Linked DNA regions of Mus musculus: region 2 is linked to region 1. Evidence: chromatin contacts called from ENCODE Hi-C or POLR2A ChIA-PET data. All regions are on one chromosome and are shown on one strand. The core of a region is the stretch at or near the end of the contact, and the rest is flanking DNA. Distances in the headings are between cores, read along the strand shown. Region 1 holds the start of Cfap69 (cilia and flagella associated protein 69). Region 2 holds the start of Gtpbp10 (GTP-binding protein 10 (putative)).

What was found. Hi-C counts contacts between places; a loop is a spot of excess contacts on that map. ChIA-PET counts read pairs that join two places held with the same protein, here RNA polymerase II (POLR2A).
Region 2: a map of heart shows a loop between it and region 1 (4-fold over the local background). The contact joins the promoter of Gtpbp10 here to the promoter of Cfap69 in region 1. A Hi-C loop is called at or near these places in 1 of 37 maps with a recorded cell type or tissue (heart). POLR2A ChIA-PET finds 5 or more read pairs at or near these places in 1 of 5 experiments (Patski).

The regions. Positions count from the first base shown.
Region 1 is chr5:5,662,450-5,665,951 of GRCm38, forward strand. Cfap69 (cilia and flagella associated protein 69) reads right to left here and starts at 1,783. Exons shown (of 23, transcript NM_172447.2): 1 at 1,459-1,783. The coding sequence starts at 1,581. Steap2 (six transmembrane epithelial antigen of prostate 2) reads right to left here. Exons shown (of 6, transcript NM_001103156.2): 6 at 2,380-3,502. Gm40262 (a long non-coding RNA gene) reads left to right here and starts at 1,928. Exons shown (of 3, transcript XR_868231.3): 1 at 1,928-1,984.
Region 2 is chr5:5,557,973-5,561,474 of GRCm38, forward strand. It overlaps Gtpbp10 (GTP-binding protein 10 (putative)), which reads right to left and starts at 1,569. Exons shown (of 10, transcript NM_153116.2): 1 at 1,461-1,569. The coding sequence starts at 1,493.

The DNA.
Region 1 (3,502 bases), core at 533-3,032:
CACTAAGCTGAACACAATGAACATCAGTACTATCAGAATCTCCATCTTAATCTTCATTATTATCTCCACATGTCTTTGATTTCATAGCTGGTGGAATGGTTTAGCTGTTTCTTGCATACAGGCAAAAGTGGAATGCTTTGAATTTTGAAGCGTCCAAAGGTCTCTCTGCTGACTTGAACAGAGGACTAAAGGTTATCGTCTTAAGTATTACTAGGAACACTAGGCCCCACAGTGAGTAAAGGAACTGGGTGGCTACAGTTAGTTCCTGGTGGACTTAAAGACACTTTATTTGTAAAGGCAACTGCAAGCAATACACCCAAGAGGAATGAGAGAGCACCAAGATTTCTCCTAATTCTGAATTGTTTTCTATTCCATTTCTTTAGGAAGAAATTGCCTTTTGATTCTCTCAGTACTTTCTAACAATATGAATACTCATAGAAGGAGAGGCAGGAATGAACACAAGACACTTCTAGCTATGTTACTTCCTATGTCACGAACTTCTTTTTTCTTTTGCAATGACCCATTGAACGTCTTTAAACTCGTTTGTCTGTGTCATGTAATCTTTGCCCAAAGAAAAATGAGAGTCAAACTCACCTATATAGTGGCAATGCCTAGCTTCCTTGTAGCCCAGAGAGTGGAAAGCGGTGATCACTCACACGTCTCCGATCTTGTACAGGAATACCTCCACAAAACTGATTAGGGAAATTCCCCTGGCATCCCCTCTTTATGTAAAAGTAGTTACTCTGAGGGCTGTTGGCGTACATGTGTGAGAGCCCTCAGAGAGCTCCACCCAGTTCCCACAGAAGTAGTCCCAGCCAACTGACTGCTCCCAAGTAACTCTCCAAGGCTCCAGGATGTGGCCACAGGAGACAGAGTTCCTGACGCAGTCTGGGAGTTGTGACGTCTCAACAGGAATTCCCATAGTGGCCCCCCACACCATTAGTGTGGGGGCAATGCAGAGAGGTTCCTCAACCCAATTTTAATAATCTTTACATTTATAACAATAGCAAACCCGAAAACAAGTATAAACACAACAAAGAAAATTGTGCCCAGCTCTCCAAACAGCATCTGCCCTACCTGTGAGTGCAAGCTTCAGAAGCAGGCAATTTAGCAGGAAAGAAACCCAGGGAACGCCACTTTATAACGGATCAATAGACCAAAAACCCACCACAGTGATCTAGTTATCAAATCAATGTCAGTTCCTGTCGTGGCCACACTTGAAAGAGCGCTCCCCCCCTCGCCCCCCCCCCCCGCGCCCTTTATGAGAACCACGCAGCTAGAGTCCCCAGACAGATTGGTTGACGACATCCAGTCCCCTCTTCACTAGCCTCCAGGGATCAGCTGGGCTATCATTATCTCCATCCCACAGGTTCCCAAATCTCATTCTGGTCTTCATTCCACTGGGTTGCCCTGGAGCCTTATGCCCTTCTCCGCTCCTGCTGCACAGCCCGGCCGTACCTGCATCTCCCCATCCGGGATCGCCACCCCAAACACCGGGATTGTGCGGGGACTGCCGGTCTTCGTCCTGCCGCCCGCCTCGGCGGCGTCGGCCGTGGTGGCCGAGGCCTCCGCGGTGGACATGGTTCGGGGTGGGAGCCTGAGGTCTTAGGTGCGTCCGCAGCCACGGACCCACGAGCCCTGGCAGAAAACACGCTGCTGAGCTAGGGAGGAGAAAGACCCCGAAAGTTCTGTCGTAACCCCCGCCGCAGCAACATAGCGGACATCCAACTGCTGTTAGTGCCCACAGGAGGACCAAGGCACCCAGCGCGCTCCAGTTGCTAACACAAGCCCGGGCGTTGCTAGGGGCGGGGCTTACGGAAGCTGGGAGAGCCAAACTTCACCAAAAGAGGGTCTGCTGGTGTGCGGCGCGGGAGACAAAGGAGACCAGTGACTGAGATCGCGGTATGCACTTAGTGTTTCAGTCTTGTAGCAATGGCCCTTGCTTAATAAGTGCCTGTGTGGGGCGGAGGAGTATGAGCTGGAGGTAAGATGCATTCTGAGGGATGTGATTGGCATAATCTTGAAATCTGAGCACTTTACCCTTTCTGCAGAGATAGGACCAGTCAGTGTAGCTTAATTTCCCAGGTGTGTGTGTGTATATATACATATATATATATATATATATATATATGTATATATACACACACACAAATATATATATATGTTGTACTTTTGTACTGGCCTAATTGAACAGTTAGACAAACAAATAAGGCATAGTACAGACTTTTGAAAATCTTTCGAGCAGTAGAGTGGTTGGGTGTCTAGTATGGCCTGGGATGGAAAGTTCTCGTTTTTGCAACCAGAGAAAGACACTGACATTCTTCACAGGATGTGTTCTCCAACCTGGCAAATCAACAGTCCAGTTTTGTAATTGTTTTTCTACGATAGCATTTATTTTATTCATTAGTAGGTTGAGAAGCAAGAGGGACAGAAGTCTCACGCACTTCATACTCAGTCGCCTTGTGATCTCTTCATAGAGTACAAACTTCATGCTACCATCTTCAGAAGGCTTACACTCTATGAAACAGTCTGGCCTGATCTTTCCCAGGAAGCCTGTATTTTTTCTGTTGTTTTAGATGTCACGCTTAGTGGCATGCTCTTTTTTTTTTGTCTTTTATTTTGTTTTGTTTTTTGGTGCTCACTGTATAGTTAGTGGAATTTATTGACGAAATAGCCCAACCATGTTATGCTACTGAGACTAAGGCAATTAAAAATTTGTACATAGCCACTAATTTGCTTACTTGCTGAGTGAAGGTGTGGCTGTGTGTCCCCAGCCTGTGACATGCTGGAGATGTAGGTAGGCATGTTTGTGAATACCTTGTCTGGTTCCAGTTTGCCTTTATAGTGAGTTCCCATGTGATGCTGATGTAGTTGGTCTGAAGGCCATACTCTTGGTCCTTCTAGTCAATATCATAGAAGGTGTTCAATAAGTGTTCATGAAAATGTCAAGGGCTAGATTTTGATTTAAGGTAAAATGAAAGAATTTTGTAAATTATCTAGATTAAGCATTTTAGATCCTTGCTACTCAAAGTGGTTTTCATGGGTTTCCTAACTGTGTGGCCATTAGGGGCTCGTCAGGAATGCAGAACTTTGCACCTCCTGGTGTGAATAATGCCCATTTTAACAAGTGTACATATAAAAACTAAGAAGCTCATGATGTGTAGTTTTTTGTTATTATTGTTTTGGAACAGTTTTACCAAAGTTAGCCATCTCAAAAGAAAAAGGAACTGGCTGGGGCTTCCTCTATTTGCAAATGGACTTGGTGACAATTATTTGTTTCACAGCATTTCTCCTTAGAAGTGCACCAAGGTTTATGTTTTCAAGAGCTTCGACTGTTTAAATGTGTGGATTTAATTTTAATTACTATTCATTGATCCCTGTTTATGATGATGCAGGTGAACATAGATGGATAAAAAGATTAATGTCTACCGAGATGTCCAATTACTTCAACAAAAGATCAATTAATAATAGAGAAACGCGAGAAATCAGGTCTACCCAGGGA
Region 2 (3,502 bases), core at 319-2,818, 100 kb before region 1:
CCCCAAATATTTTAAAATCATCATCAGCAGCAACAGCAAAAAGCTGTCCCCTCAGTTAATTATCAAAGCTTATCTGCTCACCAAGACTGAACAAACAGATGGCTTTTCCCCAAAATTTTTGCATTCCAAGAAGCCTAACTCCTTTCCAGGACCTCTGTCCTCTTAGAATCTTGACTGTGAACTCCAAATGGTCTTTCAGGGTCTCATCATTCCTTCTTAATGCATCCGCCACCATGAGCCAAGAGCATCTCTTTCCCCCTTAAGTGAACCCGATGTCTATGTCTCTCTTTACTCAGAAACAGTCGTGACTTTGGGTTTTTACTGCTTCTGAAATAATAAAGTTTACAGTGCTGGATTCAAAGCCCTCACCGGATCTCACCGGGACAGCTGTCATTTGTTGGAGCCTTCCTGTTCTTTTCTGAGCTGCCCACTCTCCCTGCCACTCTATTCATGCTTTCTCCTCTGTTTAGATTATCATTTGTTCTTTCTATCATAAACCCATTTTCTGGTGTCAGTTTCAATGTATCCTCAAATACAACTAAACTATGGCTTATGGTTGTATGATCTGAGGCCTCCTTGGCCCATCACTCTCACTGACTGGCTTTTCAGGCTTCCTCGGACACTGGATTATATCCTCTGGTACTTTCCATTTAGTTTCCCTCACTAGGTAGGTAACTTCTTATAAAGCCAGTGTGTCATAATCCCAGGCTTTCAAATTACAGAGCAATCGTTTAAATTAATATTCACGTTTTTGGTAATCTGCAGTACTTTTGGGTATCAAAAAAATCTGTGGGTTTAAAAAAAAACAAAAACAAACTGAAGGTTGACCACCCTGAGATATTCCTGGTAAGGGCTTTTAAAGCTGTGTTCAGTATGTGACTTTTTCTTTATTTTCTAGATTTGTCATATTTATTAAGGACTCTCATTTATAATGGCTGTTCCTAACAACAGCTTATGTACATGACCTCTAGCTTTCACACACCGTTGCCAGTTAAGCTCACTGAGATTCTTTTTTAATTGAGCGGTTGGTTGCAGATTGTTATAAAAGTGGATTTTAAGACAGGCACTACATAAAAATTGACGTAAAATCTCTATATGAGGCACAGCAAACACACATTCTGACTTCCAGAAAAGTCTTCAGAAAGATATCAAAAGCAGTGTAAAGGAGGAGAAATGTATAAAAGCAGGTTATGGACTCTCTTTTAAACAATGAGAACCAAACCAAACAAACAAACAAGCCGGCACGTGCACCGCAATGCCGGGTCTAAACCGCAGGCAGGTCCCCAATTATCCTCTCACGTGCTTTGGGAACAATACAGGAATTCCCTAAAGCTGGACCCCAAACGGCCATCAGCGTGTCACTGAGACACAATCTTCTCCCAGGAGACGGGAACCGAGGAACGACAACCCAGGAGGAGAGCGGCGAAGACACCAAAGCTGGGGAGACCCCCGTCACGAACCTTTCTCAACAAAGCGCAACCGCAGCGCACCATGAGCTCCAAGGGGCAGGACTCCCGCCCGCAGAATCCGGACAAACTTCGGTCGGGCGCGCGTACTGACGTCACTACTGGTCGCAGAGGTGACGTCTCAGCGGATCCGCGCCTGCGTGCTGCATCGCGCTCGAGGAAGGTGGGCGTGTGCTTTGGACGCCTCTGGGTGCAGGAAGGAGAGTGCAGAGCCCAGATTCGTCTAAGTTGTGTGCAAGGGGAAGCAGGGCTCCGGGCAGGAGTCTCTGGAGTTGACGCTTTGAACGCTATGCGCTGGAGACTGGCCTGCCTCACAAACATTTTTATGGTAGCTGAAGAACCTGAGGTGCCAGGATTTTCTCACGATGAAAGACCCCTCCAACAGACACACTTGTACAAAACACCGAGAGCTCTAAAAGACTGCTGGATGATGGCTTGAGCAATTTTTCTAGCCAAGGCTTAAACTTCAGGAACCAGTCACTTAAAACTTGTAGCACAGAAGTATTGAAAGAAGTGTGACGATCTAGATTTTTACAAAGGATGATGTGTGCAGTGGAGGCAAACAGAAACCCCAACCTGGACTCAGCCGAGAGTTTTCACCTTTCATTTGAAGGCTGTCCTTGTGAGAACACGAGAGATTACATTCCAGCTTGGAGAGGAAGCTTCAGAAAAAGATCACTGAATGGCAGGCCCATTTCGCCAATCTTTCTGCCAAGTCTTTAAGTGAAAAAGGCACACGAGCGTACTAGAGGGGTCTCCCTTCACTGCTCATTTATTATTTTCTATCATTAGAATTATTAGGTTTAGAATCCTTGGCGAAATGTGACTCAGTCATGGTCACTGGCCAGGGCAGTGCAGCTGAGAGTAACCTTAAGGAATTGTTATGTTCCGTTTTTCAGTATGAGGTTGATTTAAAGTTAGTTACAGATAGCCCGAGGTCCTGCGCCTCTAAGGCCGCTTTCCTAGCTGGAACCTGGCAAAGGCTAGTCTTGAAACTCTGAAAATTGCAGTTACGGGCATTCTGCTACATGCCTGAGTCCTAGACTAGAAAACAGGACTCCAATTCATTTAGATAAGGTTCTGCATCCTAAACAATAGGATGGGGAATTTGGGAAAGGAGCGAGTCCTATTTGGAAGTACACAGTGTGGAAACTACTGCTCAGTCTAGATTAGTTTACTGTTCCTGGACTTTGAAGCTGTCATTTTCATTTAGATGTTTGGTTGGTTGGTTCTAGCCTCTGTAGATTAACATTAAATATTGACCCAAATGTCAGATGTTAGCCTCAATAAATATACTTACTATTTTAAAAACCAGAATATTAAGTTGCTGTTATCATACTTTTCCTGTTAAATCTAGAAAATGTGCTGCCATTTAAATTATGCCAAAATGTTTAGCCTAATGCACACACCTTCTAATGTTTATTTATGATTATTGAATATAGGCCCACTCTCTTTCCCATAACATACACAGAATATAATAACAATAAATAAAATATAAATAAGAAATTGATATCTAAAATGCTAAGGATCATTGATGATGTAAGCAAAAGAAAAATACATATACCTCAAACAAAACATTATCACAGCAAGATATTTTATTATAATTCTGATAATAAGATAGTAGAATAAACCTTTTAAATCTCTAAACTCGCTCTCCTAAAAATATGCTGTTAAAATTGACTTGAGATGAGGCTGGAGAGATGACTCATTGGTTAAGAGCATTTCCTACTCGTCTAGAAGACCAGAAGCCACGACCTAGCATCTAGGTTAATTGTCTCACAGGCTCATGTAACAGCTCCAGGGCATCTGATGCCCCCTTTTGGCTGCTGAAAGCACCTGCACTCATATGCACATATCATCACACAGATATGACTGTGTGTGTGTGTTTGTGAGCATATGCACACACACCCCCAGACCTGAACATACACACATATAATTTAAATATTTAAAAACTGGAATTAGGTGACCCAGAGGATCATCCAGATCTTATGCAGGGGTCAGTATTGCATGAACATTCTGGCATTTCTGTTAAGAGA